Regions from separate parts of the Homo sapiens genome. Here region 2 is linked to region 1. Evidence: read pairs that join two places in POLR2A ChIA-PET (ENCODE). Cell type or tissue: CD4-positive, alpha-beta T cell. All regions are shown on one strand. Region 1 holds the start of MIR4321 (microRNA 4321). Region 2 overlaps TMPRSS9 (transmembrane serine protease 9).

Region 1 (2,500 bases):
CTGCAGTACTGAGAACAGCGTAGAACCAGTGGCGATGGGAGGAAGGGGACCGGTAGAGCGGGGCTGGGTAAGCCTCCATCCAGCCGGGCTGAGCCCTGGTCTCCGCAGAGCCTCTGCCCCTCCCGAGACACCCGCTACCTGGTGTTAGCGGTGGACCGCCCTGCGGGGGCCTGGCGCGGCTCCGGGCTGGCCTTGACCCTGCAGCCCCGCGGAGAGGGTAGGTCCGCGTGGAGAGGGACGGGGAGCCGGGTCGACTGCCCCCGGGCCCCCAGCCCCTGAGCCAGCCGCGTGCCCACCCACCGCAGACTCCCGGCTGAGTACCGCCCGGCTGCAGGCACTGCTGTTCGGCGACGACCACCGCTGCTTCACACGGATGACCCCGGCCCTGCTCCTGCTGCCGCGGTCCGAGCCCGCGCCGCTGCCTGCGCACGGCCAGCTGGACACCGTGCCCTTCCCGCCGCCCAGGTGCGCGCAGGCACCGGGACACGGGGCAGGAGCGGGCGGGGGCGGCGTGGCCTCGTGGCCGCTCTCAACTCCTCCAATTGCGGGTTCCAGGCCATCCGCGGAACTCGAGGAGTCGCCACCCAGCGCAGACCCCTTCCTGGAGACGCTCACGCGCCTGGTGCGGGCGCTGCGGGTCCCCCCGGCCCGGGCCTCCGCGCCGCGCCTGGCCCTGGATCCGGACGCGCTGGCCGGCTTCCCGCAGGGCCTAGTCAACCTGTCGGACCCCGCGGCGCTGGAGCGCCTACTCGACGGCGAGGAGCCGCTGCTGCTGCTGCTGAGGCCCACTGCGGCCACCACCGGGGATCCTGCGCCCCTGCACGACCCCACGTCGGCGCCGTGGGCCACGGCCCTGGCGCGCCGCGTGGCTGCTGAACTGCAAGCGGCGGCTGCCGAGCTGCGAAGCCTCCCGGGTCTGCCTCCGGCCACAGCCCCGCTGCTGGCGCGCCTGCTCGCGCTCTGCCCAGGTGGCCCCGGCGGCCTCGGCGATCCCCTGCGAGCGCTGCTGCTCCTGAAGGCGCTGCAGGGCCTGCGCGTGGAGTGGCGCGGGCGGGATCCGCGCGGGCCGGGTCGGGCACAGCGCAGCGCGGGGGCCACCGCCGCCGACGGGCCGTGCGCGCTGCGCGAGCTCAGCGTAGACCTCCGCGCCGAGCGCTCCGTACTCATCCCCGAGACCTACCAGGCCAACAATTGCCAGGGCGTGTGCGGCTGGCCTCAGTCCGACCGCAACCCGCGCTACGGCAACCACGTGGTGCTGCTGCTGAAGATGCAGGTCCGTGGGGCCGCCCTGGCGCGCCCACCCTGCTGCGTGCCCACCGCCTACGCGGGCAAGCTGCTCATCAGCCTGTCGGAGGAGCGCATCAGCGCGCACCACGTGCCCAACATGGTGGCCACCGAGTGTGGCTGCCGGTGACCCCTGCGCCGCGCGGACTCCTGCCCCGAGGGTCCGGACGCGCCCCAGCTCGCGCCCCTTCCCATATTTATTCGGACCCCAAGCATCGCCCCAATAAAGACCAGCAAGCAACCGGCTGGGGTGTCCGTGCGTGTTAGGGGGCCCGTGGGACCTCCCTTGCCGTCTCTCCTCGCGCACGGCCCGGGTCCGCCCTGTAGCGCTCGCTGTCTCTCCCCTGCCTGAAGCGCCCCACCACCGTCTTTCAGGCCCCGGACTTGGTGCCGGGTCCAGGCGTAAAGGAGCAGGTGACTCTGCGGCCGCAGCACTCGCTTTATTTCGCCAGAGTCGCGGGGCGTCCAGAAGGGGCCCCTGGACTCCGGCGCGGGGCCGGCTCAGTCCCGCCCCTTGCCTGCGCGGAGCTTCTGGCGACTCCCAGGCCGCTGCTCCTCGTCGGGACGCCTCGGGGACACCCAGGCCTGCTTCTTCCTGGGCTCGGCGTCCCTGGAGTCCCGTGCCCACGGCCGGTGGCCCCCTTCGCGTGACTCCCAGCGCTGGGGTAGGGCTTCCCGGGGCTCCCTGGCGGCCCGTGGCCTCTCCTCTTTCCGCGGCCTCTCTTTCTTAGGTCTCTCCTCCTTCCGCGGCTTCTCCTTCCGCGGCTTCCCCTCTCTCCGAGGCCTCTCCTTGGGTCCCCGGTCTGCGAGGGTCACACGGTCCTCCCGGACGGCCTCTCCGGTGGCCTCGCCGGGCTCCTCTTCGTCGTTCTCTGCAGCCTCCCGACTCCCGGGAATCTTGGGTCTGACCTCTGCCTCGGCCCGGGGCGCAGGCGGCGCTGATGGAGGCGCCTGGGCCTCGAACTTAGGCTGCAAGACAGAGTGGGGTCCTGGGGTAAGCGCCCACCTTCCCCCCGGCCCGGGCTCCTTCTTTCCTTGGGGATGAAGGTCCCAATGCCCGCGGTCAGTGGAAGGAAGCTCTTACCAGGGGCGACGATGGCTCCCTCGGGGCTGAGCTTGGCGGGACCCAGGGCTCGGGCACACGTGCTTGGAGTGCTGCCTCCCCAGGGACGGCGTCTGCAGCGACAGGGTCGGGACCCGAGTCAGCTGGGCCGAG
Region 2 (2,500 bases), 140 kb after region 1:
CAGCGCTCTGTAAAATGGGCCAATCAGGAGGATGTGGGTGGGGCCAGATAAGGGAATAAAAGCGGACTGCTGGAGCCAGCAGCGGCAACCGGCTTGGGGACCTTTTCACAGTGTAGAGGATTTGTTTTTTAATTCTCTGCGAGAAATCTTGCTGCTGCTCACTCGTTGGGTGTGAGATGCTTTTATGAGCTGTAACACTCACTGTGAAGGTCTGCAGTTTCACTCCTGAGGCCAGCAAAACCACAAACCCACCAGGAGGAATGAACAACTCCAGACACGCTGCCTTAAGAGCTGCAACACTCCCTGGGAAGGTCTACAGCGTCACTCCTGAAGCAAGCAAGACCACGAACCCACCAGAAGGAAGAAATTCCGAACACATCCGAACATCAGCAAGAACAAACTCCGGACACACCATCTTTAAGAAATGTAACACTCAGCGTGAGGATCCGCAGCTTCATTCTTGAAGTCAGTGAGACCAAGAACCCACGAATTTCGGACACAGTAACATGGGGAAACCCTGTCTCTACAAAAGAATGCAAACAATTAGCCAGGGCCAGGCATAGTAGCTCACCCCGGTAATCCCAGCACTTTGGGAGGCTGAGGCAGGTAGATCATGAGGTCAGGAGTTTGAGACCAGCCTGGCCAACATGGGTGAAACCCTGTCTTTACTAAAATACAAAAATTAGCTGGGCAGACTGGTACGCGCCTGTAATCCCAGCTACTCAGGAGGCTGAGGTTGGAGAATTGCTTGAACCCGGGAAGTGGAGGTTGCAGTGAGCCGAGATCATGCCACTGCACTCCAACCTGGGCAACAAAGGGAGACCATGTCTCCAAAAAAAAAAAAAAAAAAAAAAAGCTGGGCGCGGTGGCTCCCACCTGTAATCCCAGCACTCTGGGAGGCCGGGTTGGGCGGATCATGAGGTCAGGAGATTGAAACCATCCTGGCCAACATGATGAAACCCCGTCTCTACTAAAATACAAAAAACATTAGTTGGTCATGGTGGCATGTGCCTGTAGTCCTAGCTACTCGGGAAGCTAAGGCAAGGGAATCGCTTGGACCCAGGAGGCAGAGGTTGCACTGAGCCAAGATCGTGCCACTGCATCCCAGCCTGGCAACAGAGTGTGAGACTGTGTCAAGAAAAGAGAAGGAAAGAGAAAGCTAGCCAGCCAGGCGTGATAGTGGGCGCCTGTGGTCTCTGTGGTCTAGCTACTTGGGAGGCTAAGGCAGGAGGATCACCTGAGCCCATGAGGTCGAGGCTGCAGTGAGCAGTGATTGTGCCACTGCACTGAAGCCCGAACAATAGAGACCTTGTCTCAAAAAAATAAAACATTTAAAAAAATAAAAATGAGAATTCAGCCCTTCGCAAACAGCTCACCATTTTAGTTGGAGATGAGAGGCTGAGTGGAGAGCGGGAGGCGTTCTGAACTATTTCTGCAACTTCCTGAATCTGCAGTTGTTTAGAGTAGAAACAGAGTGAGGTTGGGACACAGAGGCGGGGCAATTCAGTCCGCCCACCAGGGTGCTCGTGTTTCTTTAGTTTCTTGAACGAGAAAACATACCGTTTTTAGAATTGGTTCAGAATATTCTATCTACTGAATATATGGCTACGTAAATACCCATCTAGCATATCTATCCATTTAGGATAAACGGAATTGGGACCCAGCTTTCACGGTTTACGCGGTTGCTATTTGCATGGTTTAAATGTTGTAATTACGGCCATTTTTTTTGCGCTGGTGTGCACTTCTGGTAGTTTTAACGTATTTTTGACCAAAACTCGTGCTCTCATGGTTTCTGTGGTTGCTCTCGTAGTTTTTATTTAGATTTTTTTCTGCTGCTGCTTGCATCAGCATAGGAATTTTTTATGACTATTATTTTTGCTGTACTTTGTACTTTGGACACAACACAGCCAACAGCTAAAAACCAGTGCTTTCTGCCTGGCGTGGTGGCTCACGCCTGTCATCCCGGCACTTTGGCAGGCTGAGGCGGGCAGATCACCTGAGGTCAGGAGTTCCCGACCAGCCTGGCCAATGTGGCGAAACCCCATCTCTGCTAAAAATACAAAAATTAACGCTGGGTGCAGTGGCTCACGCCTGTAATCTCAGCACTTCGGGAGGCCAAGGCGGGTGGATCACCTGAGGTCAGGAGTTCCAGAGCAGCCTGGCCAACATGGTGAAATCCAGTCTGTACTAAAAATACAAAAAAACTAGCCAGGTGTGGTGGTCCACGCCTGTAATCCCAGCTACTCAGCAGGTTGAGGCAGGAGGCTGAGGCAGGAGGATCGCTTGAACCCGGGAGATGGAGGTTGCAGCGAGCTGAGAAAACACCACTGCACTCCAGCCTGGGTGACAGAGTGAGACCCTATCTCAAAACAAACAAGGCCGGGCGCGGTGGCTCATGCCTGTTAATCCCAGTGCTTTGGGAAGCCAAGGCTGGCGGATCATCTGAGGTCGGGAGTTTGAGACCAGCCTGGCCAACATGGAGAAACCCCATCTGTACTAG

Evidence for each region. Peaks named below come from ENCODE experiments on the same cell type or tissue, not always from the same donor. Only the 100,000 strongest peaks of a DNase experiment are listed, where the experiment ranks them.
Region 2: POLR2A ChIA-PET joins it to region 1 with 5 read pairs; 8 of 35 experiments call an interaction of 5 or more read pairs at or near these places.

The regions. Positions count from the first base shown.
Region 1 is chr19:2,250,544-2,253,043 of GRCh38, forward strand. It overlaps AMH (anti-Mullerian hormone), which reads left to right. Exons shown (of 5, transcript NM_000479.5): 3 at 109-217; 4 at 306-465; 5 at 556-1,530. The coding sequence ends at 1,414. JSRP1 (junctional sarcoplasmic reticulum protein 1) reads right to left here. Exons shown (of 7, transcript NM_144616.4): 6 at 2,369-2,460; 7 at 1,709-2,253. The coding sequence ends at 1,786. MIR4321 (microRNA 4321) reads left to right here and starts at 96; the gene lies at 96-175. RefSeq lists a silencer at 103-162. In CD4-positive, alpha-beta T cell, no CTCF peak of the experiment used is centred here; DNase peaks (open chromatin) are centred at 972 and 1,208; H3K4me3 peaks cover 1,107 bases; H3K27me3 peaks cover 1,498 bases.
Region 2 is chr19:2,393,067-2,395,566 of GRCh38, forward strand. The region is part of intron 2 of TMPRSS9 (transmembrane serine protease 9); the gene reads left to right. Among named protein-coding and RNA genes, the nearest start is that of TIMM13, 33 kb to the right of the region's middle. RefSeq lists an enhancer at 1,308-1,397. In CD4-positive, alpha-beta T cell, no CTCF peak of the experiment used is centred here; DNase peaks (open chromatin) are centred at 1,455 and 1,835; H3K4me3 peaks cover 947 bases.